2 separate regions of the Homo sapiens genome follow, and region 2 is linked to region 1. A link is an interaction called in ENCODE POLR2A ChIA-PET data of the cell type or tissue named here. Cell type or tissue: Panc1. All regions are shown on one strand. Each heading gives the region's core, and the rest is flanking DNA. Links, peaks and the distances in the headings are about the cores only. Region 1 has its middle 28 kb from the start of XLOC_009911. Region 2 overlaps SPPL3 (signal peptide peptidase like 3).

Region 1 (15,524 bases), core at 6,425-10,424:
TAATCCCAGCTACTTGGGAGGTTGAGGCAGGAGAATTGCTTGCACCTGGGAGGCAGAGGTTGCAGTGAGCCGAGATTGCGCCACTGCACTCCAGCCTGGGCGACAGAGTGAGACTCTGTCTCAAAAAACAAAAACAAAACAAAACAAAAACTTGAAACGGACACATAGAGAAGGTAAAGAGATGGTGGAAGGGCAGACAGGTCATAGGTGGATGGTGGGGTTAGGCTTTGAATCCAGGGCCATGTGGTACCCCAGGAAGTGGAAGGGTCTGGGTTTGAGTGACTGAGATGGGGGCACAAAGAGAGGAACTGAGTGGGCATTGAAGGAGGTGATTCTAAGGAAGAAGGAGCAAAGGGTAGCCAGGCACGGTGGCTCATGCTTGTAATCCTAGCATTTTGGGAGGCCAAGGCAGGAGGATCGCTTGAGGCCAGGAGGTTGAGACGAGTCTGGGCACCATAACAAGACCCTGTCTCTACCAAAAAACAGAACAAAACAAAACAAAACCAGATATGGTGGCGCACACCTGTAGTCTCATGTAGTCCCAGCTACTTTGAAGACTGAGACAGGACGATCACTTGAACCTAGGAATTCAAGGCTGGAGTGAGCTATAATCATGCCACTGCATTCCAGCCTGGGCAACAGAGCCAGACGCTGTCTCTACAAAAAATAAAAATATTAGCCGGTGCCATGATAAGTATTTTTTTTTTTTAATTAGCCAGGCATAGTGGCACACGCTGCAGTCCCATCTATGGGAAGGCTGAGGTAGAAGGATCACTTGAGCCCAGGAGGTGAAGACTTCAGTGAGCTATGATTACACCACTGTACTCCAGCCTGGGCGACAAAGTGAGACTCGGTCTCCAAACAAACAAACAAATGGCTGGTGAGTATTTGGGAGGAATCACTGCCCCGTGGCTGTCCCCTTAAGCCAGTGTCTCAGATGCTGCCTCTGAGGTCCAGCCATTCCCTAAGAAATGCTGACATCAAGGTCCACACCTCCTTCCCACAGGAGGAGTTGGAAATGAATCTCAAATTTCACCAAGGCCCCTGCTGGGGGATGGGGGTGGAGGTTGTGCCAGTGATCACAAGTCCCGATTTTCATGAGCGTCTCTGCTCAGATCCTGTCCCAGAGGCCTAGCACTAGGGTAGAATGACAATAGTCTTCCCAGCGTTGCCTGAGATGAGTCATAGGTGACGCCCCTGCCCTACAGCCTGGGCCTACCTGGGCAGGTAGAAGCATGTCTCAAACCCCTCTGGCCGCTGCCAGTGGTTCAGAGGATCCTGTCGTAGTCAGCCTCATTCCCCAACTGAGAAACCCCTGGCGTTGGCTTGACGGGGGAAAAACAGAGCTGATCTGCTATCCTGAGTCAGCTGTTGGGAGAACCTGACTTCTCAGGTGAGACAAGGACCCCCAACAAGGCGAGGCCTGGGAATGCTACCCAAGAAAAGGAAACAGATGTGACCCTTCTGCTCCGAGCTCATTCCATGGTGACTCAAATAACCGAGTCTTCCCTGGCCTCTCAGCTCCAGCACCTCGGCCATTCCCGTATCACTGCTCAGTTTACCTTGACTCATCTGGTTACTTGACTGTTATCTCCCTTGCTACCCTGGAAGCTCTACCCTGTTGCTCCTCGCTGCCCACCTGGCATGGAGCTTGGCACAGAGCTTGGCACAGAGCAGGTGCAGAACTGGTATGGATGAGCTGTGAATATAAAGGGACCCAGTTTACTGGCTCATGCCTGCAATCCCAGCACTTCGGGAGGCCAAGGCAGGCAGATCACTTGAGGCCAGGAATTCAAGACCAGCCTGGCCAACATGGTGAAACCCCATCTCTACTAAAAATACAAAAATTAGCCAGGTGTGGTGGCACACGCCTGTAATTCCAGCTACTAAGGAGGTTGAGGCAGGAGAATCACTTGAACCTGGGAGGCAGAGGTTGCAGTGAGCCGAGATCATGGCATTGCACTCCAGCCTGGGCGACAGTGAGACTCTGTTTCAAAAAAATATATATATATATTATATATAATATATATTATATAATTTATGTATAATATATGTATAATATATAATATATATTATATAATATATGTATAATATATAATATATATTATATAATATGTATAATATATAATATATATTATATAATATGTATAATATATAATATATATTATATAATATATGTATAATATATAATATATATTATATAATATATGTATAATATATATTATATATTATATAATTAATGTATAACATATATTACATAATATATGTATAATATAATATAATATGTATTACATAATATATGTATAATATATAATATATAATATATGTATATTATTAATATATTATATATAATATATGTATATTAATATATTATACATAATATATGTATATTAATATATTATACATAATATATGTATATTAATATATTATATATAATATATGTATATTAATATATTATATATAATATATGTACAATATATAATATATAATATATCTATATTATAGATATATATTATATATAATATATCTATATTATACATGTATAATATATCATATTATACATGTATAATATATCATATTATACATGTATAATATATCATATTATACATGTATAATATATCATATTATACATGTATAATATAGTATAATATATCTATATTATACTATATTATATATAATATATCTATATTATACATATATAATACATATTATACATATATAATATAATATATCATATTATACATATATTATATATATAATATAACTATATTATACATATATTATATATATTACGTATAATATATCTATATTATACATATACTATATATAATATATAATATATAATATATAATATAATATATCTATATTATATATATCTATATATAATATAGATATATTATATATAATATATGTATAATATGGATATAATATATAATATATATAATATAGATAGATATAATATATCTTATATATAATATAGATAGATATAATATATCTTATATATAATATAGACAGATATAATATATCTTATATATAATATAGATAGATATAATATATCTTATATATAATATAGATAGATATAATATATCTTATATATAATATAGATAGATATAATATATATTATATATAATATAGATAGATATAATATATTATATATAATATAGATAGATATAATATATTATATATAATATAGATAGATATAATATATTATATATAATATAGATAGATATAATATATTATATATAATATAGATAGATATAATATATATTATATATAATATAGATAGATATAATATATGTATAATACAGATATATTATATATAATATATGTGTAATACAGATATATCATATATAATATATGTGTAATACAGATATATCATATATAATATATGTATAATACAGATATATCATATTATATATATGTATAATACAGATATATTATATTATATATAATATGTGTATAATACAGATATATTATATTATATATAATATGTATAATACAGATATATTATATTATATATAATATATGTATAATATAGATATTATATATGTATACTACAGATATATTATATATTATATATTATATATTATATATTATACATATATTATACATATATGCTATAGTATACATATATTATAGATATTATAGATATATCATATATTATATATATCTATAATATATCTATATATTATAGATATATATATTATATATATCTATAATATATCTATATATTATAGATATATATAATATATGATATATCTATATCTAGATATATCTATATCTAGATATATCTATATCTAGATATATCTAGATATAGATATATCATATATTATAAATATTATAATATATCTATATTATAATATTATGTATATTATCTATATTATATATAATATCTATATTATCTATATTTTATATATTATATATATATATATATATATATATATATATATATATATATATATGTAAAGGGGCCCTGTTTACAGCCACACCCTCTGTCCTGATGCTCCAAACACCCACATCTAGGCCAGTAGGAAGGAAGTCCTGTCTTCCACACAGGTTCCCTTCACCAAGTATCCCAGGAATGCTCTGGGTTCCGATGGGGCTGTGGGTTGTCAGCAGGGCTCCTTCTAGGTCTGGAAGGGGCTGCTTCAGCTGTGGCTAGAGCTGCTCTTTGCAGGCAGAAGGCCCTCTGCCTGCTGTCTGTGGGTCTCAGGCACTGCACCACGGCCCACTTCCCTCCAGGGCCTGTCTTTCTCGGACGCTTACTCCTGACCCCTCTCTCCAGCCAGCCCCTGCAGTGCCTTCTGTTGAGCTCTGTGAAAGAGTGGATTGGGCCCCAAGTGAGCCCTCTTCGTCTCAGAGCAGTGAAGGCTATGGGAGGATGAGGAGGGGCTGAATCTGGGGGTTCAAACACAGCCTCAGATTGTTTCTGGAACCCCCCTTCTCTCCAATCTCCAGACTCAGCCCTCAAGTCAGGCGGGCTGGGTGTCTTCCTTCTGCAGTTTTCTCCTGGAGCACCCCCATCCCCTCCCGCCCCTGCAACTTCTGTCTGTACCTGGCAAACCTGTTGGGCTGGTTTGGAGTTTTCCGAATCCCAGGTTCAGACACCGGACATGATGTCATTTATTTCCCAGGAAGCCTGTGGGTCCCACGTAACTCAGGGGGATGGCTGCACACATTCCACACAGTGTCGTGCCTACCCACTCATATTCCATCTCCACAGCTATCGGGGGCATCTTTCCAGAGCCCATAGGACCCCTCTGAAGGGCACTGTGGTGTGATTGCTCCGCCCTGGCCCAGCCAAAAGCAAAATAAAAACCCAAGAACTCTGCCCAACAATACAAAAAACAGGGGAAGAGGCTGGGCATAGTGGTTCATGCCTGTAATCCCAGCACTTTGGGAGACCGAGGTGGGCAGATCACTTGAGGTCAGGAGTTCGAGACCAGCCTGGCCAACATGGTGAAAATCTGTCTCTACTAAAAATACAAACATCAGCTGGATGTGGTGGCATGCGCCTGTAGTTCCAGCTACTCTGGAGGTTAAGACAGGAGAATCGCTTGAACCTGGGAGGCAGAGGTTGCAGTGAGCTGAGATGGTGCCACTGCACTCCAGCCTGGGTGACATAGCGAGACTCTGTCTCAAAAAAAAAAAAAAAAAATCAGGGGAAGAGAATGAACATTTCTCAAGCACTCACTATGAGCGAAGCATCCCACTGGGTCCTTCCAAATGTAAGATCTCAGAATCCCCTCTTTCATAAACTTTTAGTGAACACCTACTTTTCTGTATCATACTTTATGGACCTGATTGAATTTTCGCAGCATTCCTGTGAACTATTATTTCCATTTCAGAGTTGCAAAGACTGAGGCTCAGAGAGGTTAAGGGACTTGCCCAGGGTTACACAGCTCTCCAGTGACGCTAGGGCCTGTGCTCCTCTCACTTAGCCACATCCCATGCCCAGTTGTGGCCTCCAAAGACAGGCTCAAGGAAAACAAGGCATGACCCGCAACATTCTACTCATCTAAACAAGAGGTGCAAACTCTTTTTTTTTTTTTGACACAGAGTCTTGTTCTGTCGCCCAAGCTGGAGTGCAATGGAGCGATCTTGGCTCACTGCAGCCTCCGCCTCCCAGGTTGAAGTGATTTTCCTGCGTCAGCCTCCTGAGTAGGTGAGATTGCAGGTACGCATCTCCATGCCTGGCTAATTTTTGTATTTTTTAGTAGAGACAGGGTTTCACCAAGTTGGCCAGGTTGGTCTTGAACTCCTGACCTCAAGTGATCCACCCACCTCGGCCTCCCAAAGTGTTGGGATTACAGGCTTGAGCCACCATGCCCGGCCAAGAGGTGCAAACTCAAATGCCTCCTGGATTCAAATAATTTAATTAAAAAAAAACTATTTATTTATTTATTTGAGCCAGGGTCTCACTCTGTTGCCCAGGCTGGAGTGCAGTGGTACAACCACGGCTCACTGTAACCTCGAACTCCTGGGTTCAAGTGATCCTCCTGCCTCAGCCTCCTGAATAGCTAGGATTGCAGGTGTGATCCACTGCACCTGTCCCCAAATAGATTATTTAAATGAGTGAAGTGGTCACATCCCATCTAAAGGGGGTAGGTTCCACTCAACTTCAGCTGAATGTTGCTATGTGGGACTGTGGGTAGGTACGGCCAGATCTTCTGATTTTTCAAGAAAATCTGGGAATCTGAAACTTTAATATATTTCCAGACAAAGCACATCCAATGCTAGCTCTATCAGGCTGACAATTTGACCCTCCGAACTAAAAGATCCTCCATGATGTTTGGAAGGGTTCTGGGCCTATAAGACAGCTGTTTTTGAGTTTTGTACTGTGTTTAGACCCTCAAGATACCCCTGTTTCTGGGGAGAGAAGGTTGAAAGCAGAAGATTCACAAGACATGCACAACCAAAAGGCATAACACATTTAAGGAAAGACGTGTGGCTCTATCATTCTATCACAGGACCACTTGAAGGTCTGAACTCATTAGGGGCTTCAGTTGCCAAAAATGGAATCTAATTCTGGGTAACTTAGCCAGAAAGAAATTTGTTAGAAGGATATCTGGAAGCTTAGAGAATTGGCAAGAGAAATAGGATCAGGAAATTGGCAGAAACCAAGGGGAGCTGAATGGCTGCAACCAGCGCTAAGGATTTTGCCAGAAACAGCTGCTGCCACTGTGGGACATAGGAGACCACATTAATTCTAGACCATCCCTTTTTCTAGGTACCCCCCACCTTGTGTTTCCAGAGATTTCTTTCTTTCTTTTTACTTTCCTTTTATTTTGAGATGGAGTCTTGCTCTCTCTCCCAGGCTGGAGTGCAGTGGCATGATCTCGACTCACTGCAACCTCTGCCTCCCGGGTTCAAGCAATTCTTGTGCCGCAGCCTCCTGAGTAGCTGGGATTACAGGCACACGCCACCATGCCCGGCTAATTTTTTTTTTTTTTTTTTTTTTGAGACGGAGTCTCACTCTGTCACCCAGGCTGGAGTGCAGTGGTGCGATCTCGGCTCACTGCAAGCTCCGCCTCCCGGGTTCACGCCATTCTCCAGCCTCAGCCGCCCGAGTAGCTGGGACTACAGGCGCCCGCCACCACACCTGGCTAATTTTTTGTATGTTTAGTAGAGATGGGGTTTCACCATGTTAGCCAGGATGGTCTCGATCTCCTGACCTCGTGATCCGCCTGCCTCAGCCTCCCAAAGTGCTGGGATTACAGGCGTGAGCCACCACATCCACCCTAGATATTTAATCGAAATGATCCAGCTTGGTGAGGGCAAGTATCTGACCCTCTTGTCTTTCAATATCGGAATAAAGAAACTGAGCCTCAGAGCAGGCTCATGACTTGCCCAACGTCACACAGAAAGCTTGTGGTCAAGCCACATGTCAAATCCAGACCTCCTGACTCTGGTTTTCTAATCGAACTGTAAAGTGCTTCAGGACTCATGAGAAGGGAGAGGAATGTGAGGCATGGCGACCAGGAATGAGGCACCTTGGTGGAAGTGGAGGGTGGAAGATGGAGGAACATCCTAAAGGATGGCTAAAGCTGGGAGAGAACACAGGGGAGAAATGAAAATAAAACAATGCTATAAAGGGGCTGGCGTGGTGGCTCACGCCTGTAATCCCAGCACTTTGGGAAGCCGAAGAGGGCAGATTGCCTGGACTGAGGAGTTCAAGGCCAGCCTGGGCAACGTGATGAAAACCTTCCTCTACTAAAAACACAAAAAATTAGGCCAGGCTCGGTCGCTCACGCCTGTAATCCCAGCACCTTGGGAGGCCGAGGTGGGCGGATCACCTGAGGTCGGGAGTTTGAGACCAGCCTGACCAACATGGAGAAACCCCATCTCTACTAAAAAAATACAAAATTAGCTGGGCATGGTGGCACATGCCTGTAATCCCAGCTACTTGGGAGGCTGAGGCAGGAGAATCGCTTGAACCCAGGAGGCAGAGCTTTCGGTGAGCCGAGGTGGTGCCATTGCACTCCAGCCTGGGCAACAAGAGCGAAACTCCACCTCAAAAAAAAAAAAAAAAAAAAAATTAGCCGGGCGTGGTGGCAGCATGCAGCTGTAGTCCAAACTACTCGGGAGGCTGAGGCATAAGAATTGCTTTAACCTGGGAAGTGGAGATTGCAGTGAGCAGAGATCATGCCACTGCACTCCAGCCTAGGCAACAGAGCAAGATTGTCTCAAAAAAAAAAAAAAAAAAAGGGTGCAACGGAAGTGAAGTCACAGAGGAGAAAATGCTGTCCTAACTTAGGGCTGGACAGTTCTTTTTAGAGCTGGGGTTGACCGGGCAGGGTCAGGTTTATGAGAGGACACTGAAGCCACGCGTAGAAGAGGCGTGTGGACTCTGCCAGCTGTCAGCACACCGGGCTGTCACGATGCACTCAGGTTCCAATAATGTGCTGAGAATGCAGGAAAGGCAGCTCAGGGCTTTATAGACTCGCTGCCCCCAGTCCATCCAGAGGCCCAGAGAGGCCAAGCTACTCACCCAAGGACACACAGGCCTTGAAATCTGATACTTTCTGAATCCCAGCACTGCATGGCCTTTGCGTTCTGTGAGTGGCTCACACTGGGGAGCTGGTGACACCCTGACATGGGCTCCATACTTGCTGCTCCTTCTGCTTTTCTTCCAGTGGCACACTTGAGGGATGCAGGGACTCACATAGGACCAATTCCTGCCCCACTGTGTCCCCTAAGTAACCCACATCCAAAATATATCCCGAATTCAGCCATTTTCCTTCTTAGGTCAATTCATTCCTTCTCTCTCTCTCTTTCTCTCTCTCTCCTCTGTCAGAGAGACAGGGTCTTGCTCTGTCACCCAGGCTGGAGTGCAGTGATGTGGTACAATCATAGCTCACTGCAGCCTTGAATTTCTGAGCTCAAGCAATCCTCTTGCCTCAGCCTCCCAACTAGTTGAACTACAGGCATGTGCCACTGCATCCAGCCAAGTTTTTTTTGTTTTTGTTTTTAGTAGAGACAAAGTCTCGTCATGTTGCCCAGGCTGGTCTCAAACCCCTGGGGTCAAGCAATCCTCCTGCCTTGGCCTCCCAAAGTGCTGGGATTACAGGCTTGAGCCATGGCGCTGCCACCGCCTACTCCTCCTCCTCCTCCTCCTCTTCCTCTTCTTCTTCCTCTTCTTTTTTTTTTTTTTTGAGTTGTACAAGAAAATGAGAGGCCAAAGGCCCGTGATTTACAGGCAGCCTGGTGGAGGAGAAGTGGTGTGTAGTGCTGTTACATGGTCTCTAGGGCCATATACTCCGGTTTGAGTTTCTAGTTCTTTGACTATATGACTGTGGCTAAGCAATGAAGCTTTCTAGACCTGCGTTCTCATTCATTAAATAGGAATGATAACACCTCATAAGTATCTAAATGAGATACTGTAGGTAAGTGTACATCATAGAATTTTAAATCTGGTAAGTGTGTGGTAGGCTGAATAATAACCCCTAAAAGATGTCCAGGTCCTGCCGGGAGCAGGCTCACACCTGTAATCCCAGCACTTTGGGAAGCCAAGGTGGCGGGATCACCTGAGGTTGGGAGTTCAAGACCAGCCTGACCAACATGGAGAAACCCCCTCTCTACTAAAAATACAAAATCAGCTGGCCGTGGTGGCACATGCCTGTAATCCCAGCTACTCAGGAAGCTGAGGCAGGAGAATTTCTTGAACCCGTGAGGTGGAGGTTGCGTTGAGCCAAGATCGCGCCATTGCACTCCAGCCTGCGCAACAAGAGCAAAACTCTGTCTCAAAAAAAAAAAAAAGATGTCCATGTCCTAATCTCTAGAACTCTAGAACCTATGATTATAGGAAAGGAGACTTTGTAGATGCATCAAATTAATATTTTTGAGATGAGGAGATTATCCTGGATTATCTAGCCCAATATAATCACACAGGTCCTTGGAAGAGGTGGGCACACCAGAGTGAGCGGTAGCAGATTTGACGATGGAAACAAGAGGTTGTAGTGATCGATGAAGGGAATGTGAGCCAAGGAATGCAGGTGGTCCTCTAGAAGATGAAAAAGGCAAGGACACATTCTTCCCTCAGAGCCCTCACAGGGAACTAGCCCTATAAAACCGATGTCAGATTCATGACCTCCGCAACTATGAGAATAAGCTTGTGTAAAGTCAATATTTGTGGTAATTTCTACAGCAGCAGTAGGAAACTAATATAGGATGTTACTCACATTTATTCATTTGTTTACTTATTTATGAGACAAAGTCTCGCTCTGTTCAGGCTGGAGTGCGGTGGTGTGATCTCGGCTCACTGCAACCTCCGCTTCTCAGGTTCAAGTGATTCTTCTGCCTCAGCCTCCCAAGTAGCTGGGATTACAAGTGTGCACCACTACAGCTGGCTCATTTTTATATTTTTAGTAGAGATGGGGTTTCACTATGTTGGCCAGGCTGGTCTTGAACTCTTGGTCTCAAGTGATCTGCCTGCCTCAGCCTCCCAAAGTGCCAGGATTACAGGCATGAGCCACCGTGCCCAGCCTCTTCTTCTTTTCTTCTTCCTTCTCCTCCTCCTTTTTTGATTGAGATATAGTTCACAAACTATAAAATTCACCCTTTTAAAGTGTGCAATTCAGTGGTTTTTAGTGTAGCTATCAACTTGCCCAACCACTTTCATAATCTACTTCCAAACCATTTTTATCTTCCCCAAAGAAACCCCACACCCATTCACCGTCATTCCCCATTCTCTCACCACCCCCAACCTCAAGCCCTTGTCAACATCTAATCTAATTTCTATCTCTATGGAGATGCCTATTCTGGACATTGCATATAAATGGAATCATACGATTTACAGTCTTCTGTGTCTGGCTTCTTTCACTCTGCAGAATGTTTTCAAGGTTCATCCATGTTGCAGTGTGTCAGTACTGCATTCCTCTTTTTTTTTTTTTTTTTTTTTTTTTTTTTTGAGACAGACTCTTGCTCTGTTGCCCAGGCTGGAGTGCAGTGGCACGATCTCAGCTCACTGCAACCTCCGCCTCCTAGGCTTAAGCAATTCTCATGCTTCAGCCTCCCGAGTAGCTGGGATTACAGGCCTGTGCCACCACACCCGGCTAATGTTTGTATTTTTAGTAGAGATGAGATTTTACCAGGTTGGCCAGGCTGATCTTGAACTCCTGGCCTCAAGTGATCCACCCACATTGGCCTCCCAAAGTGCTGGGATTACAGGCATGAGCCACTGTGCCCAGCTGCATTGCTTGTTATGGTCAGAATGATTCTATTGTACAGATAGGCCACATTCTGTTCCCTCGGTGGATGGACATTTGGGTTGTTTCCACTTTTGAACTACTATAAAGCTGCTATGAGCTTTCATATATAAGTTTTTGTGTGAACATGGTTACTGCTTGCCTGGATGAGACCGTTAACCTCCTCACTGGACTCTCAGCCTCTGCCCTTAACCCACACAGGGTCCATCCTCCTCACAGCAGCCAGAGGAGTCCTTTGAAAGTCAGGTCATGTCATTCCTGTGTTCTAAACCACCAGTGGCTCCCCAGTGCCCTGAGGATAAAGTTGAAGACCCAGCACAATCTCCACCCCAGCTCCAGCCCCACTTCTTCTTCACTGGCTGGCTCTCAGTTCCTCAAATGAGCAATCCTCCTTCCTGCCTCCCTCCCTCTGCAAGTGCCGGCCTTCTGCTTGGAATGCTTCTCCGGCTCCTTATTCCCTTCTGCCTTTAACTCCTCTTCATCCTTCAGGTCTCCAGGGAAAATCAGGGTTCAGGGAGGCCTTCTTTCTCTCTCTCTCTCTCTCTCTTTTTTTTTTTTTTTTGAGACAGCATCTCACTCTGTCGCCCAGGCTGGAGTGCAGTGGAGCGATCTCGGCTCACTGCAGCCTCAACCTCTGCGTCTCAGCCTCCTGAGTAGCTGGGATCACAGGCACGCACCACCAGGCTGGTGAATTATTTATTTATTTTTTGTGACAGAGTTTCGCGCTTGTTGCCCAGGCTGGAGTGCAATGGTGCAATCTCAGCTCACCGCAACCTCCACCTCCCAGCTTCAAGCAATTTTCCTGCCTCAGCCTCCCGAGTAGCTGGGATTATAGGCATGCACCATCACACCCGGCTAATGTTGTATTTTTAGTAGAGATGGAGTTTGTCCATATTGGTCAGGCTGGTCTCGAACTCCTGACCTCAGGTGATCCGCCCCCCTCAGCCTCCCAAAGTGCTGGGATTACAGGCGTGAGCCACTGCGCCCGGCCTGAATTTTTTAGTTTTTTTGTAGAGACTGGGTCTGGCTATGTTGCCCAGACTGGTAGGGAAGCCTTCACTGATCTTCCCACTAAGAGGCACTAGGGGTGGGTAATGAGGTTGGAAGGGCAGAGTGAGGGGGTTTGTCTTGGAGCTACCTGTTGGTCACTGTAGAAGACGTTGTGGGTGTCCTGCCCAGATCCTTTTTCTCAGCAGATGCTTCCATTCCCCAGCTGCTAGGAGTGTTGGCTGCTCCCTTCTCCAGAGAACTGTGTTCACGCAAGGGGCCCTGCCACTCCTGGGAGGTTACGACATCTCCATTCCACTCCCCTGCCTAGCAGCCTGCAATGACATCAAACGGGTACAAAAGGCTGGCCTCAGCCAGGCTCAGTGGCTCACGCCTGTAATCCTAACACTTTGGGAGCTGAGGCGGGCAGATCACCTGAAGTCAGGAGCTCAAGACCAGCCTGGCCAACATGGTGAAACCCCGTCTCTACTAAAAATACAAAAATTAGCTGGGCATGGTGGTGCATGCCTATAATCCCAGCTACTCCGGAGGCTAAGGCAGGAGAATCGCTTGAATCCAGGAGGCAGAGGTTGCAGTGACCCAAGATCATGCCACTGAACTCCAGTCTGGGTGACACAGCGAGACTCCATCTAAAAAAAAAAAAAAGGCTGTCCTCCTTGCCTCAAGGTGGGAGGATTCCATGGCGCAGTTTAGACTCCAGTGCACACCCTCCCCATGGTGTGGGTCAGGCCAAGAATAGACTTTACCTGAGGCTTGGACCCTGATCCTCCCCATCCTGCTTCCTCTCCCTCACTCCTTAGTGAATTGTGTATGCCTGTCTCAGACTCCACTTCTAGGGAATTCAGAAATAAGATAATATTTTCCTTTCCATGAGATTGACAAATTGTCCATGTCAATATCCAGCCTTTCCCCTCCCTACTCCTGCTCATGGAAATGAAAGGGAGGAAGGCTAAACCCACCCCCAACCCCTCTTTGGCACTGCCCCTGTGGGTCAGTATCCTGTGAGTGCTTCCCAGGGCACGACACACTTGCCGCCCCTACATTCTTCACTTGTTTTTGTGACTGTTTGTTTTTTTAGAGACAGGGTCTCACTCTGTTGCCCAGGATGTGGTTCAGTGGCACAATCATAGCTCATTGCTCAGTGGCACAATCACAGCTCATTGCAGCCTCCACCTCCCAGGCTCAAGCCATCCTCCTGCCTCAGCCTCTGGAGTAGCTGGAACTACAGGTGTGCATCACCCCACCCAGCTCATTTATTTATTTATTTATTTTTACTTTTCATAGAGATGAGGTGTTACAGTATTGCCCAGGCTGGTATTGAACTCCCAGGCTCAAGTGGTCCTCCCCACTTGAGCCTCCCAAAGTGCTGGGGTTACAGATGTGAGCTACTGCACCCAGCCCTACTGTTGATGGCCTCTCCCCAACTTGATTTTAAGTTCTCTAAGGGCAGGAACCTCATCTGTCTCATTTTCTACCTTATACTCACTACCTGGCACCTTGGGGGACCCTAATAAATATCTGGTGAGGGATGTTCCTTGTCACCCTGTTTATAATACCAAGAGACGGAAAACAACCTAAATGTCCATGAAAGGAGAATTATTAAATATATCATAGCATGGCTTTACAATGGAATACTATACACCCATTAAAAATGAACAGGGCTGGCACAGTAGCTCACGCTTGTAATCCCAGTACTTTGGAAGGCCGAGGCAGGAGGATCACTTGAGGCCAGGATTTTGAAACCAGCCTGGGCAACACAATGAGACCTTATCTCTACAAAAAATAGAAAAAATTAGCCAGGCATGGTGGTGCATGCCTATAGTCCCCAGCTACCCAGGAGGCTGAGGCAGGAGGAAGATTTAAAAAATGAACAAAGTAGATGGATGTGCACTGATATAGAACAATCTCCAAAGTGTACAGCTAAGTGAAAAAAAGCTAGGTGTGGAATGGAATGGTATGTATAGTATGCTATTCTTTGTGTTTAAAAAAGTAGGCATTTTCAAAGACAAAAGCTCCAGAATATACATAGGATTACAAAAATACTCAGCAAGGTAAAACTCACAGTTCCACAACCAGTCAAAAAAAAAAAGTATATGTACATTTTGGCTTGCTTATCCATAGGAGATTAGCTATCTCTACAGTGGGAACCTGCATGTCTACATGAGGTGGAAAGGGAACTTTTCACTCTATACCTTCTGTCTTCTGAATGTTTACTATGTTCACAGCTTAGCTATTCAAATAATACATAATCTTTAATAAGTTTTTGAATGAATGAATGGAGCTGGAAAAAGAAGCCCTTTTCATGCTCTCTATACAAAAATGGCTAAGTCCCGTCCAGCTTGGGCAATACAGTGAGACCCTTCTCTGCAAAATACAAAATAAAAAAACTAGCCAGGTGTGGGGGTGTAGTCCCAGCTACTAGGAGGCTGAAGCTGGAGGATCACTTGAGCCCAAGAGATGGAAGCTGCAGTGAGCTATGATCATGCCACTGCACTCCAGCCTGGGCAACAGAGTGAGATTCTGTCTCTTAAAAAAAGAAAAAAAGAAAAAAAAAAAAGACCCTCTGGTCAGCTGGGCTTGCTTCCCCAGCAGACTTCTTCCTTCCTTGATTTCATAGACCCACATGCAGCCAGCAGCTCTGGGTCCACTTCCCCATTGTCCTACAGCTGAGGCCAGAGACGTCAAAGAAACCTCAAGGCACCTCCCAGTCATCAGCCAACCGCTTGGGAACCAGCATAGGGCAATAGAAAGGACGTGGGATTTATTTGCTATATGTATTTCTGAAGCCTAAGAAAAAAAATGTGCAAGCACTTTGACCCAGAGATTCCATTGCTAAGAATTTATCCCAAAGAAACAATGAAGGATTATGCATAAATCTTTAGCTACAAGGATATTCATGGAATGATTGCTTATGACAGTGGGGAAAAAAACAGAAACAACCTGCAGGAATAGGAAACTGACTAAATGAATTAGGCTGCATTCACGTGAAACACTGTACATATTCCTTATGCAGCTTATGGTATTTTTTTTAAGAGATAGGGTTTCGGTATGTTTCCCAGGCTGGAGTGCAGTTGCTATTCACAGGTGCGATCATAGCATCCTACAACTTTGAACTCTTAGGCTTGAGCAATCTTCCTGCCTCAGCCTCCTGAGTAGCTGGGACTATAAGTGCATGCCACTGTGCCAGCTTCCTTTTTTTCTTTTTCTTTTTCTTTTCTCTTCTTTTTTTTTTCTTTGGGACAGAGTCTTGCTCTGTCACCCAGGCTGGAGTGCAGTGGTGCAATCTTGGCTCATTGCAAGCTTTGCCTC
Region 2 (15,524 bases), core at 4,169-8,168, 83 kb before region 1:
GACCAGCCTGGCCAACAAGTTGAAACCCTGTCCCGTCACTACCAAACATACAAAAATTAGCCAGGCATGGTGGCACGCGCCTATAACCCCAGCTACCTGGGAGGCTGAAGCAGGAGAATCGCTTGAACCCGGGAGGCGGAGGTTGCAGCGAGCCAGGGTCGCGCCACTGCACTCCAGTCTGGGCAACAGAGCGAGATTCCTCCCAAAAATAAATATAACATAACATAACATAAAACAAAACAAAACAAAACATTTGTTCTCTGCTGCTTAATCATAAACCTACACCTGTAGCCCTGTCTTCTTCCTGGAATGCCAGTCATATATTTGATTGCAAATTTGATATCTCCAATTGGCTAATAGGTATCTTAAACTTAAAATGGACAAAATAGAACTCTCGATTTTTCTCAAAAACCTGCTTTCCCCCCAGTTTTCACTGTTTCTGTAAAGGCACCATCCACCCTAGCATTAATGGCAAAATCTACAGCACAAGTAAATGAACCATACCTCCAAAACATAGCCTAAACCCTTCCACTTCTGTTTCCCCGTTATTAGCACCCTAATTCAAGTCACTACCAACTACACTACTGCAATAGTCTCCTAACTAGTCTTACTCCCATTCTCCTTCGCTCAACCCACACACAACCAATTCTTTATGCCTGAAGTGCATTACCGTGCCTGTTTAAAATCCTCTAACAGCCTCCCATCGTGCTGATAAAACCCAAGCTCCTGTCTACCTATCTGATCTCAATCTTACCCTTCTTTCCCGACTGCCTGCCCCCCACACCCCACACACATGGCTGAGTGCCCTTTGATTTCTCAATACAAACACTATGTCAGTTTCACTGGTCTTCTTTCTGCTTTTTAATACCCAACTCATTCCCACCGTAGGACTATTCCCTCTGCTTAGAATGTGCTTCCTATGATCTTTTTATGGCTGGCTTTTGTTTTTTTTTTAAGCAAAAGACAAAAACCAACCACCAAAATGGATCTCAACAGAGCTCTAAAGCCAAGGGCATGCCCAGCACTCCCAACACAGCGACTCCCGGAGGCCAAGGGCCCACGGGCCTACATCCCCTCTCAGCACTGAACAGAAAGTTGACTTTCCTTTTTACAATTAAAAAAAAAAAAAGCTGACTAATATTGCACAGGAGTAACAGAAACTGCCTAATTGGAAACAGAAACTATTTACATTGAATAAAAAGCCTGGCTGCAGGCTGCATGTGCCACATTTACAGCACAGTGTGATGCACACTGTGACCGAACCATGGAGGCAGCTTCTGCACTCACACTGGAGCCAAGTGTTTGCCACGAGAGTAAAGCAGAGGGCAAGAGGAGTGAGAGGGAGGGGTGTCGCATTCACTTCTGGTTCCGGAGCGGACTAGACAGCCAGCCCAGTCCTTGATAGAGCCCGTCGCCACTGGTGGCACAGGTGGCCTGAATGTACCAGTTCATGTGGCAAAGGGAGTGCAGTCCCAGCTTGTCTGTGGTCCCTGCTGCATTCACGGCATTGGAGAGGTCCTGCTTGTTGGCAAACCCCAGGAGGACAGTATCCCAGAGCTCGTCCTCGGCCAGCATCCTCATGAACTCCTCGCAGGCCTCAATCATACGCCCTCTGTCAGTGCTGTCCACTACAAAAATCAGGCCTGTGTGTTCTGGAAGTAGTGGCACCACAGAGGCCGGATCTTGTCCGAGCCGCCCACGCCCCACACAGTGAAGCTAATATTCTTGTACTCCATGGTTTCCACGTTGAAGCCTATGGTGGGAATGGTGGTCACCATCTCCCCCAGCTTAAGCTTGTACTGGACTGTGGTCTTCCCTGCAGCATCCAGGCCCACCATGAGGATGCACATTTCTTTTCTGTCAAAAAGGCCCTTGAAGACGTTGGCAAAGATGTTATGTTCCCCATGCTTGTGGACAGGTGGAAGGACGCTGGGAAGGGTACCTCAGTGGCTGCTGCTCCGAGCCAGGTACTGTTTTGCTCCCACCAGGGCTGGCTCTTTCTTGTTCTTCAGACAGCAACTTAAATGTCACCTTCTCAGACAGGCATTTTCTGCCTACCTAATTTCAGAGCCACCCCAATTACTATTTTAATTGCTTAGAATCCATTATCTATCTATCTATCTATCTATCTATCTATCTATCTATCTATCTATCTATTTTTTTGAGGCACAGTCTTGCTCCGATGCCTAGGCTAGAGTGCGGTGGTGCAATCTTGCTCACTGCAAGCCTCCGCCTCCCGGGTTCAAGCGATTCTTATACCTTAGCCCCCAAGTAGCTGGGACCACAGGTGCATGCCACCACGCCCAGCTGATTTTTGTATTTTTAGTAGGGATGGGATTTTGCTATGTTGGCCAGGCTGGTCTCAAAGTCCTGTCATTACTGATATTTTTTTTAGGGTTAGCTCTGTGAGAGCAGGGGCCTTGATGCTTCATTCACTGTTACAACAGTGCCTGGCACATACATAACAAGAGCTCAGTAAATATTTTAAGTGACTGAATAATTGAAAAGTAGGGACATTCCAAGAGTAACAATAAAATAATTTTCTAACTTCATAAATTCATTTCCAACACATGCACAGTAATGACATATTTGTTTAGCATGGCAATTTTATCAAAGATATATGCTGGGCTCTTTAAATAGATTTTCAATTATATTAAAAGCAGGGAATTTTATTGTTTTAAATTGACGAAATAATCGACAGTGTCTGGTTTACTTGCATAGCTGCTAGTATTTCCATTTAAAATAGTTACCTTAGAATTTTAGAGCCTGAGCATGTTTTATTCTATAAAAGCTATGGAGAGTAAAACAGTAAGCTACGGTTGATCTGCTTACTTAGTGTATGCTATTTAAGAGTGGAAAGAGAAGTCTCAAAATTGGAGTTTTAAAAACTTGCAACAAATTAGATAAAATTTTTTAAGAATAACAAAGCTCTCAAGAAAAATCACTTTTTTAAAATAAAAAAAAATGGCTTGTGGAAAGCTGGCAAAATGGAATAGAAGTAGTCATGTTTTGAGCATTTAGTTGAGCCATTTATAAAGTTCTAAACTGGTTTCACAGAAATTCTTGGAACAGATTCCATATTTTTGTTTGCCAGATAGAGGGCAGGAAGAAAACACCCAACAGAGTTCATGTGGGTGGGAGTGTGGAGGTTTCTTTCAGGCCCTCATCTGGGTGTTTATATTGTGACAGCAAACTCTGTGGTTAAGCTTGTGCAGTAATTAAGTAGTATGTTTATTATAACTAAATCTCAATAGACTTTTCTAAGATTTCCCCTCAGGCTCAGGGAGAAGTGAAATAGGATTCTGACTTATAAACCCAGATAAATGAAGTTTTATGTTACTGAATACCTGCACCAATAGCCTCAAACTTCATTATGCATAAAACCAAACGTAAGGAAAAGAGAAAAAATAAATTCAAACAAAATAAACCAGAAGAAAGGGAGATGTAACATCAATTTCAACACTAATTAGAGAGGGAAAAAGAAGAATTTAGCGTCTCTTTGGGGAAGGTGGAAACATGAATTCAGTTTATTTTTATTTATTTATTTATTTATTTTTTAAGACAGGGTCTCACTCTGTCACCCAGGCTGGAGTGCAGTGGTGTGATCTTGGCTTACTGCAACCTCTGCCTCCTGGGTTCAAGCAATTCTCCAGCCTCAGCCTCCCAAGTAGCTGGGACCACAGGTGTGTGCCACCACACCTGGCTAATTTTTGTATCCTTTGTAGAGACAAGGTTTCAACATGTTGCCCAGGCTGGTCTAGAACTCCTGAGCTCAAAGCAATCTGCCTGCCTTGGCCTCCCGAGGTGCTGGGATTACAGGCGTGAGTCACCAAGTCTGGCCTTATTTTTTATTTTTTTAAGTAGAGGCAGGTCTCACTCTCTTGCCCAGGACGGTTTGAAACTCCTGAGCTCAAGTGACCCTCCCACCTTGGCTTCCGAAAGTGCTAGGATTACAGGTGTGAGCCACCACACCTGGCCTTGGTTTAAAGTAACCACTGAACTGCCTTTGAATCTAGTAAAAAGGGAGCTAATATTTATAATTAATATTCCATAGCAGAGAACTGTCTTTCTGTTCTCCTGTACCTGAGTACCATAATCACCCTGGGTGTGTCCCCTGGCTTTCAAAATGCCACATTGAATCTGAACCGTGCTCATTTTAACTACCGAGAGAAAGGAGATAATCACAAGTTTGGGGAGAGAGTGATTTTTATAAGTGGCTGAATGTCTGGTGACAGAAAAAGGGAAGTAAGGCATTATGTAAAACTTAAAACAAAATCTAGTCTTGTTCATCACACTGGTGTGAGATAAGGTGGTGGTGGTGCATGTGCACAAGTAAGAGCAGATTCTGACCTGCACTACTTACCAGCTTCTGATGAACTCAGCAGCCGAATCTATTAAAGGGAGAGGAAATTCACTAGCACTGCCCTGACAGAATCTCAAGGTTGCTCTATAAGCAACTAAATACAACTATAAGCAAAGTTGTATTTGCAGTGTTGTTCTCCAACAGCCACTTTCTAATGTACAGGATCAGGATATATCTCAAGGAGTCAGAAGAAAGGCCAAACCACAGCCATAAGATCGCACTGAGGACTACAGGGACACCATGGGTCTAGAGTTATTCTCACAATCACAGAATTAAGACCTCAAGTTAAAGTGCTTGAACATGGCAGGGAGCCCAAGAAGGGTGGAATACCAAAACTGCTATTTCTTGTCCAATCTAATGACTGAGAATAGTGGTATCATTAACAGAATGGCAAGGATTTACTTTAACTTACTTGCCCCCGCCACACCCCAGAAAGTGCTAGTCTATCTAACAAGTATTATTTTAGAATTGCTGTATTATTTTAGTCATCTGCATATTTTCGATGGACTTATAAATTAATCTATATATTTAACATAAGCCAAATTGACAATTTTCATAACTACTACTGATTGTTCCATTTCTCAAAAATCACAATTAAATCCAAAAGGTTACAAAAGGAAAGGTTAGATTTCTCACAGATGCTTTAAATTACTGCTCTTTTACCATAGCTCATTATACCTAATGTGTAAGAAAATAGTAAGGACAAAAATGCCTTAAAAATTTGTGCATAAATTACTTTTTATCACTTTAGTGTAATAACACTAATGATCAATGAGCAAGCTACAGGTGATTTGTGTAACACTCAATTTTGGTTTTTTTTTTGGCCATCTTTCAAGGCCCAGGATGTAATACAAACTTGATTACTATGTAAATATCCATCTCTACAAAAAATTTAAAAATTAGCTGGGCATGGTGGCACATGTCTATATTCTTAGACATGCTCATGGAGGCTGAGATGGGAGGATTGCGTGAGCCCAGGAATTTAAGGCTGCAGTGAGCTATAATCAACGCCCCTGCATTCCAGCCTGAGCAACAGAGATCCTCCCTCTAAAACCAGAGGAAGAAAACAAAAAACAAAAGAAAACAATAATAATAAAAAGTAAAACTAAACCTAAACTTTACCTGATACTCTCTTTCCCTCTAACAAAGTTATTAGAGATGGGCTCAACTCTAACAAGCATCTAAATCAGTACTCTAAAGGTAAAAAATAATTTCAGGTAATCAATACCAACTTCTACAAAGTTGTAGCCAACTGGCAACACAATTTCTGAAGACATTCTATTGTTTAAGTAGATACGAATAGATTAATGAGCCACCACAGAGGCAAGTGAAACAGGATGATCTATCTATACTAGCAATGGCCTAAGGTTACCAAGATATAGCAAATACAGGTAAAATGTAGACATGTTGAGAAGATTTCCTTTGAATTTTACTTAGAAAATCCAAACAGCTCTAAAAAACAGATCAATATATACTCTGTACGAAGTGATTTTTGCACGTGGCATCTGAAAATATGTCCAAGAAAATTTCTAGCTTCTATCAGGCATGCTAGTTAGCTATGAGGAAGCTTGACTAGTGCACAATACATGTAGTCTTTACCTTTTGGGACCAGGAAAATCCTATTTATCCGAGACTCCTAAAAACCACTCTGGGTTACAGGTTCTGGATCTTCTCACACATACCCTCCCCCTACAATTCTCATGTCCTCAGGCCTTACCACTTCTTTGTGACAGCTGCTGCTTTATAAAGACATAATTCTAGCGTGAAGTATTTCTACTGGAAAATCTGGGATTGACAGGATGTTGACAAGGACTCAGTAAAAATAACCATTCCTAACAGAGTGTGTAGATACAAACAGGCAGTCACTGGTCAGAAGTTTTCCTCAGCTGAGTCACCCGGCCATGGAAAACCCCAAGTTTGCACCTGAGAGGCTCTGAAATACTACCCTCTGGAGTGCAAATATAAAACACATTAGGCTTGGAGAAACTGTTCTAAAGCAACTTGTTGGACCAGCTAGATTTAGAAATATAATGGATGGTTGGTAAAAGGTAACTCTAGGGGCTGCCAAGGGAACTCAGTTCCAAAAACCCTTCCCATAAAATTAGGCTTTCCAGAGACACACATCTTAGATGTTCCAGAGGTTTATGAGTCCTCTCTGTTGCCCCTTTCAAATCTAAATACTTCCTCAAAGTCTCTAGAGCCATCTGTTAAGGCCAAAGTAAATCTCAACATGTCTACACCACAGAAGTTTATGCCGCATTGTAAGGAAGTCTAAAAGGCCAAATGAATGCACAGCTACTTGGGAGGCTGAGGTGGGAGGACTGCTTGAGCCCAAGAGTTCAAGACCAGCCTGGACAACATAGTGAGACCAGCCTTTAAAAAAAAAAAAAAAAAAAAACAAAAGCCAAATGCTGCTATTCTGGATTTCATACTGTGAAAAAGAATGAAAGAATGTTAGGTTTTTTGACAGTGGACGTTAGGGTTTTTCAAACACTTTCCCTTTTTAAATGTGAGTAACATCCTATATTAGTTTCCTACTGCTGCTGTAGAAATTACCACAAATACTGACTTTACACAAGCTTATTCTCATAGTTGCGGAGGTCATGAATCTGACATCGGTTTTATAGGGCTGGTTCCCTGTGAGGGCTCTGAGGGAAGAATGTGTCCTTGCCTTTTTCATCTTCTAGAGGACCACCTGCATTCCTTGGCTCACATTCCCTTCATCGATCACTACAACCTCTTGTTTCCATCGTCAAATCTGCTACCACTCACTCTGGTGTGCCCACCTCTTCCAAGGACCTGTGTGATTATATTGGGCCAACACAGATAATCCAGGATAATCTCATCTCAAAAATATTAATTTGATGCCATCTGCAAAGTCTCCTTTCCTATATTCATAGGTTCTAGAGATTAGGACATGGACATGTTTTAGGGGTCATTATTCAGCCTACCACACAATTACCAGATTTAAAATTCTATGAAGTATACTTACCTACAGTATCTCGTTTAGATACTTACCAGGTGTTATCATTCCTAATGAATGAGAACGCGAGTCTAGAAACTTCATTGCTTAGCCACAGTGATATAGTCAAAAAACTAGAACTCAAACTAGAGCATATGGCCCTAGAGACCATGTAGCAGCAGCACATACCACTTCTCCTCCACCAGGCTGCCTGTAAATCACTGGCCTTTGGCCTCTCATTTTCTCATACAGTTTTTTTTTAAAATCATACTCATAGTCCAAACTGCAATCTACCAAAAAAAGTAGCCCACATCAGAGATTCCTCAAATGTTCTCAGGTCATGGCTCCCTTAAAATCTCAGTCATTTTTTTTTTTGTGGCATACCTGAGGCCAAAAGAAATGCCTAATAGCTCTGTTCAGTCGAAGCAGTATTTGTGTCCTAATAGCTCAGGAGCTTCTGGGCACTCCACCACTTCTCAAATCTTAGAATCAGATGGGACACTGCCACTCTCGTTTCCTGTTTCACATTCTTTTTTGTTTTTTTGAGACAGGGTTTCACTCTGTCACCCAGGCAGGAGTGCAGTGGCGCAAACACGACTGACTGGAGCCTTGACCTCCCCGGGTCAGGTGATACTCCCAGCTCATCCTCCTGAGTAGCTGGGACTACAGGTGAGCGCTACCACACCTGGCTAATTTTTGCATTTTTTGTAGAGACAGGGTTTCACCACATTGCCTAGGCTGGACTTGAACTCCTGGGCTCAAGCGATCTGCCCGCCTCAGCCTCCCAAAGTGCTGGGATTACAGGCGTGAGCCACCGTACCTGGCCCGTTTCACACTGATTTTCAAACAGTACTGCTTTTATTTCACAGCAATGGCCAAAATCCCAGCTTTGCAAAGATATGGCATCATCAAAAGGAATTTAGTGATTTAATGCTGAATTGTGAACTACCTTAAGCTATTAGTTTGTATGATATCTAACAGATGTCATTGTGTTTCACTGAAGGTTAAAAATACTCTGTGATACCCACGAGTTTGAACCTGCAGGCCTGCGCTCCTCACATTACTGCTTGTACACTCCTGCTCTGACGAAAGTGTGCTCTCTGTTATGCAAAGTGCATAGCTGAAGCTCCATATAATGGGCTCAGACAAATAATTTAGGAAACTCCCAGTTTGTCATCGCACATAGTTACATGCCAATTTGACATTTTCTATTAAAGATATATATCTTTATTATATTTATATAATCATATATATTAATTTATATATACATATTTTACATATATGAAATATATGTATATATAATATACATATTTTACATATATGAAATATATGCATATATAATATACATATTTTACATATGAAATATATGTATATATAATATACATATTTTACATATATGAAATATATGCATATATAATATACATATTTTACATATATGAAATATATGCATATATAATATACATATTTTACATATATGAAATATATGCATATATAATATACATATTTTACATATATGAAATATATGCATATATAATATACATATTTTACATATATGAAATATATGCATATATAATATACATATTTTACATATATGAAATATATGCATATATAATATACATATTTTACATATATGAAATATATTTTATATATAATATACATATAATATATTTCATATATTATATCTATGTATATTATATATAAAATATATTTCATATATCATATATACATATATGAAATATATATTTCATATAATATATACATATGATATATGAAATACATATTTCATATAATATATACATATCATATATATTTCATATATATATATATATTTTTTAAGATGGATTTTCACTCTTGTCGCCCAGGCTGGAGTGCAGTGGTGCATTCTCGGCTTACTGCAACCTCCACCTCTTGGGTTCAAGCGATTCTCCTGCCTCAGCCTCCCGAGTAGCTGGGATTACAGGCACCCGCCACCATGCCTGGCTAATTTTTTTGTATTTTTAGTGGAGACAGGGTTTGACTGTGTTGGCCAGGCTGGTCTTGAACTCCTGACCTCAGGTGATCCGCCCGCCTCAGCCTCCCAAAGTGCTGGGATTACAGGCATGAGCCACTACGCCCGGCCTAAAGATATATTCTTTACCATCATCTTATCTGCTCATCCACTTTTTTTCCTAAGGCAAGCAAATGAAGGAAAATGTATATGGTAAATATTTGATTTCTAAGTCTACAGAACTATATTATATTACATCTACAAGCAGAGAATTCCTGTTAGACAAATAAAGTACACTGACATTTTTATCTGCCCAAAGGAATTGCACTTACTCATTCAAATGTCACATGGACAAACATCTGACACCAAACGTAAAATTTTTTCCTTAGTAACTTCTAAAAATGTACACAATAGTAGCAAAACAAGAAGCTGTAACAAACCATAGTATTCCTAATTCTTTTGATATAAATTTTAGACTAAGAAGAAGATATGATGCACACCAAAGCACATGGAAAGGAAGTTTCAGCATTTGTTCAAAATGATTAAATTCATGGATCTTCTAGACCAGTGATTCTCAAAGCTGATGGTGTATCCAAATCACCTGGAGGACTTGTTAAAACACAGATCGCTGTACCTACCCCAGAGTTTCTGGTTCAGCAGATCTGGGGCAGAGCCAAGCATTCATAAATTTCTAAAAAGTTCCCAGGCAATACAGATGCTACTACTAGTCCAAAGACCATACCTTAAAAATCAGTTTTAGATAAAATTCACATTTTCATAGCAATTCAGAAAAACTACTGAATATATTATGAAAGCAAGTGAGATGAATTTGTATTTGGAATAGCAAAAAACAACAACAAAACCCAAACCCAAAACCACATGAAAACAAACACCACCACCACCACACACACGCACACATACACACACACACACACACACACACACACACACACACACACACGGGGAAAAAAAAGGCCAGAGGGAGAAGAAAACCCCACAGTGACAGTCAGTTCCCCAAACAGGATAAACCTAGCTACTCAAACTGAATTACTCATGACTGTGCAAGTTATCAATGTACCCTTTACTGACGGCTCTTCAAGGAGTAAATGTAAGAACACATGTGGCAGCCTCCTGTGAGGTGGGCAGAGGAAACTGACCCAAGGAAATCAGAAAAGCCAAGGGTTTACCATGAAGCACCTAAAAAATTCTCCACATTCAGTGGGAGGTAAACATGGTCCACCCCTAAAACAATTTTAGAATGCTCAAGAAACTGTTTTGGTGATAAGTGTTGAATTATATGTATCTATATACATACTCTAGTAGTCTGATGCTAAGTAAATCTAGTCTTGCCAACATACAATGGAGAAGTAAGCAAGCCAACAGCACAGGTCTTTTTTCTTTTTAAGTCATGGCAGCTATGTGCTGTGTGACCACCTTCCTTTTGCAACAGCTACACCTATAAATCACTAAAACAATAATTGATGAACAAGAGCCTGAGGTGCTATCAAAGCCAAATACATGTTAAATTATATATTCTGTATATTTTATTAAGGCAAGAAACCATTTTAATAATACTAAAAAGATTTTCAAAAAGACTCAAGCAAAAATGACTGTCAATTGGGTCTAAAATTCAGTCAGCCTGAATGCCCCAAAGTCTAAGGAAGCATCATGAAGTTACAAACCTTTCCAAAGGTCAACAAGAAGAAGCTAACTTCCTATTATTCCTACTCCTTTTAAATAACAGTCATTACCAAGTGTTTCCAAAGCGGGGCATTTGTTTTGTTATAATCAAAACCTGCTCAACTGAGGAAAAACAGTGCAATGAAAATATTCTTATATTTATGACATTCAAGATCACTATTTGGACCAAAGAACACGCCAGGATTTTTATAGCACCTGCATGTAACTGTTTCATGATGACCCTCCACAAGGGGCAGGGAAGGGACAGGGAAGGAAGAAGCATGCAGGGCTTTCCTGACCCTACTTCTAGTGTGTAGGAAAGAGGAGAGGGAACTCATTATCCCTCCAGCCACCGTTTCTTCTCCTTGTATGGATGGATCACTAGACCCCACAGAGTGCAAGAATGACGAGAGAAGGGGACTATCAGTGATTAATCCTTGTACTAATAACTTATAAAGTACATCCCCTCAGTATAACAGATTCCATATAGCACAAAAAATGAACAGAAATAATAGTTTCCTGGCATTTTCCAACTACCCAATTAGAAACTGACAAATGTATAAAAAACAATTTTTGTCAAGTAAATCATAGGCCCTGGCTATTTAGCACTATGACCTCAAAGCTTAATTTTCAAATAAAATGACTGGTCTCAAGAAAAACAGGCCAGGCGCTGTGGCTCAGGCCTGTAATCCTAGCACTTTGGGAGGCCGAGGCAGGCAGGTCACATGAGGTCACGAGTTCAAGACCAGCCTGGCCAACATGGTGAAACCCCGTATCTACTAAAATACAAAAACTGGCCAGGCATGACGGCAGTTGCCTGTAATCCCAGCTACTTGGGAGGCTGAGACGGGAGAATCGCTTGAACCCGGGAGATGGTGGTTACAGTGAGCTGAGATCGTGCCACTGCACCACTGCACTCCAGCCTGGGCAGCTGAGCAAGACTCCATCTCAAAAAAAAAAAAGAAAAGAAAAGAAAAACAGTACTTCAGAAATGTGTTCAGTACTTTTTCTGGCAGTAAAACAACCTTTTTGTTTCTCCTACACAGAGAAATTATTTCACTCATGCAAATGAATGGGGGTGTACTTGAAGCCCCAGAGCCACATGGGGTGGTCTCATTGTCAGATTCTGTGGCTGTTCACCATGAACATGCTTTCTGGAATGCACCTGAGAAAATCTCAAGACTAAATGCAATTCTGAAAAGGCCCAGGGAGTGAATCGTGATTAATGTAAGCCAGCACTGTTCAACAGAACTCTGTGATCATGAAAACATTCTAGTAATATTACAGCACTGTCCAATCAGGTAGCCACTAGCCACATGGGACTACTGAGCACTTGAAATGCAGTGAGTGCAACTAAGGAACTTAATCTGTAGTTGTACTTAATTTTAATGAACTTAAATTTAAATAGCCCCATGTGGCCAGTGGCTACCTTGCTGGACAGCACAAACCTAAATGCAGATTCCAGTCCCCTTGTGGCTTAGGCTTATGATGCAATTCTGGCCAATGAGACAGAAGGAAAAGATTTCCCTTAATCTGAAAGAAAAAAAAAAAAGAAACACAAAGAAGAGAAGGTTCTTTTTTTGTGGTCTTGAGGATGTGATGTCTCGGAAATGTTGCAGTTGTCCTGCAAACAGCAGCGCAGCAAGCCTAGAGGTGAGGTTAACATGCTGGAGGGCAGAGCAGAAGAATACACAGAACATGAACCCTTGCTACTCACTGAGCCCCCTGGCCACTGGTGTGGAGATGAACAATTTTCATCTTTTTTTTTTTTTTTTTTTTTTTTGAGACAGAGCGAGACTCCGTCTCAAAAAACGAAAATAAAAATTTAACTATGGGACAAGATTCTGGAACGACGGCAGCATTCAGGGCATAGTTGGTTTGAATCCTCCTGAATTTTCCCATAAAAACAGATTGAGCAATCTGGATGCAAAACTGAAAATCTGCACCTACAACAAAGCTAAGTGATCAGGTAGCCTCACAAAACCCAAAAGACAAGCAGATGGGGACAAACTACTGACTGCTAAAGACTGGTGTGCAATTGCCATCTGTGTGAGAAGCAGCAAAGGGAAGCAACAGGGTATTTGATGAATCTGAAATTAGGAAAACCCCAAATGAGACAACAGGTACTGGCAAGCAAGGTGAGCTGAACTAGGAATAGCAGTTGAACTTTAAAGGAGCTCTGTACATTCCAACTTATGGCCTGTACAAGGGGATGGAGTGATAGGGACCCTCTAAACTAAAAGCTAACCATCTGAAGCTCTCTTTCAGGACAAAGTCTTGTACTGAGGAGAAACTACTGGGAACAGAATCCAGCAGAACAGAGACAGGAGAAGAAAAGGAAGAAGGTGGCCCAAATAAAGAACCAGGAAGAGTAATGACCAGATGTCTGAAAGTGCTAGGATTCCCTCTTCCCCTCCACCAGAAAAGTCAAAAGAGGGAGCTCTAGAGCCAGAAAGCTAAAGTCTTCCTGCCCACTTCTCTCTCTCAGTTTATGAAAATTAATTTCCTGCAAATCAAAACCACAATGTGATACCATCTCACACCAGTCAGAATGGCGATTATTAAACAGTCAAGAAACAACAGATGCTGGCGAGGCTGTGGAGAAACAGGAATGCTTTTACACTGTTGGTGGGAATGTAAATTAGTTCAACCATTGTGGAAGACACTGTGGCGATTCCTCAAGAATCTAGAAGCAGAAATACCATTTGACCCAGCAATCCCATTACTGGGTACATATCCAAAGGAATATAAATCATTCTATTATAAAGACACATGCATGTGTTTGTTTATTGCAGCACTATTCATAATAGCAAAGACATGGAATCAACCCGAATGCCCATCAATGCTAGACTGGATAAAGAAAATGTGGTACATATACACTACTATGCAGCCATAAAAAGAAATTAGATCATGTCCTTTTCAGGGACATGGATGGAGCTGGAAGCCATCATCCTCAGCAAACTAACACAGGAACAGAAAACCAAATATCACATGTTCTCACTCATAAGCGGGAACTGAACAATGAGAACACATGGACACAGGGAGGGGAACAACACACACCAGAGCCTGTCACAGGGGTGGGTGGAAGGAGAGCATCAGGATAAACAGCTAATGCATGCGGGGCTTAATACCTCGGTGATGGGTTGACAGGTGCAGCAAACTACCATGGCACATCTTTGCCTATGTAGCAAACCTGCACGTCCTGCACATGTATCCTGGAACTTAATATATATTTAAAAAGAAAGAAAATTAATTTTCATTAAAAATGAACAACAGGAAAGCACTGTGGTTTTATCTCAAAGTCATTATTTTAAAAAGAGAGAAAGGGAGGCAGAGAGCATCTGTAAAAACAATAAAAACATACCAGAAAAAAAACATGCCTTTAAAACAGGTAAAAACTGTAACACAATATTATTTTGAAATTTTAAATTTTTTAAGAAAATGACATCATGGCTGGGCACTGTGGCTCACGCCTGTAATTCCAGTACTTTGGGAGGCCGAGGTGGTCAGAAGTTCAAGATCAGCCTGGCCAACATGGTGAAACCCTATCTTTAAAAATACAAAACTTAGCCAGGTGTGATGGCGGGCGCCTGTAATCCCAGCTACTCAAGAGGCTGAGGCAGGACGCTTGAACCCGGGAAGCGGAGGTTGCAGTGAGCCAAGATCGCAACATTGCACTCCAGCCTGGGTAACAAAAACAAGACTCCATCTCAAGAAAACAAAAAAAAAAACAAAGAAAATGACATCATATGACGAGGCAACATAAATCTGAATTAGAACAACTCAAAAGGGGTGATAAAACTCAGAAATTTCAGAAATGAACACTAAACTAAAAGAAACACAAGAATGAACAACCAACGGGTAACAGATAATGCCTTAAAGAAACTAGAAAGTAAATAGGATGGAAAAGTTAAGAAAGGGATAAAAAGATTAGAGAGCGGCAATCTATAGAAAAACAGGCAAAGAAGATCCAAAATGTATACAATAGGAGTCCCCAAAGAAGAAAATCAAAGCAAGGAAGCATAACAAAAACTAAAAACAATAACTAAAGAGAATATCACTAGTCTCTGACAGCAACGCTCTATGGAAGAACATAATAGAGAAAACGAAATGTGAGCCGAGAATTTATAAGCAGCCAAACTATGAAGTGAAACTGCAGGGTCACATGGTAAATTTGTTTAACTTTTTACGAATCAGTTTCTTTTTATAATCTATCAGTATTTACTTATTTAGTCACTCTAGGGTCCTTATAAGAGATGGTTATGTTTTCAATTTTGTTCTGCCTCATTGCATTTCTTGAAGGCATAGTAAGAAAATCTCTCTATGGGTAACTTTTAATTTTTTTTCTATAAAGAAAACATACAGATTAAGTGTTCTTCATCCAAAATGCTTGAGACCAGAAGTGTTTCAGATCTCCCTCTTTTTTGGGGTGGGGGGCGTGGGGGTTTCAGAATATTTGTATTATACTTACTGGTTGAACACTGCAAATCCAAAAATCCAAAATCCAAAATGCTACAATGAGCTTTTCCTTT

The links. ChIA-PET counts read pairs that join two places held together with the same protein. Peaks named below come from ENCODE experiments on the same cell type or tissue, not always from the same donor. Only the 100,000 strongest peaks of a DNase experiment are listed, where the experiment ranks them.
Region 2: POLR2A ChIA-PET joins it to region 1 with 10 read pairs; 7 of 35 experiments call an interaction of 5 or more read pairs at or near these places.

The regions. Positions count from the first base shown.
Region 1 is chr12:120,924,835-120,940,358 of GRCh38, forward strand. No RefSeq gene overlaps it. Among named protein-coding and RNA genes, the nearest start is that of XLOC_009911, 28 kb to the left of the region's middle. RefSeq lists enhancers at 233-1,432, 1,398-1,947, 3,798-4,605 and a silencer at 3,972-4,266. In Panc1, for the core only: no CTCF peak of the experiment used is centred there; no DNase peak of the experiment used is centred there.
Region 2 is chr12:120,843,753-120,859,276 of GRCh38, forward strand. The region is part of intron 1 of SPPL3 (signal peptide peptidase like 3); the gene reads right to left. It also overlaps the pseudogene ARF1P2. Among named protein-coding and RNA genes, the nearest start is that of SPPL3, 53 kb to the right of the region's middle. In Panc1, for the core only: no CTCF peak of the experiment used is centred there; a DNase peak (open chromatin) is centred at 6,199; H3K27ac peaks cover 973 bases.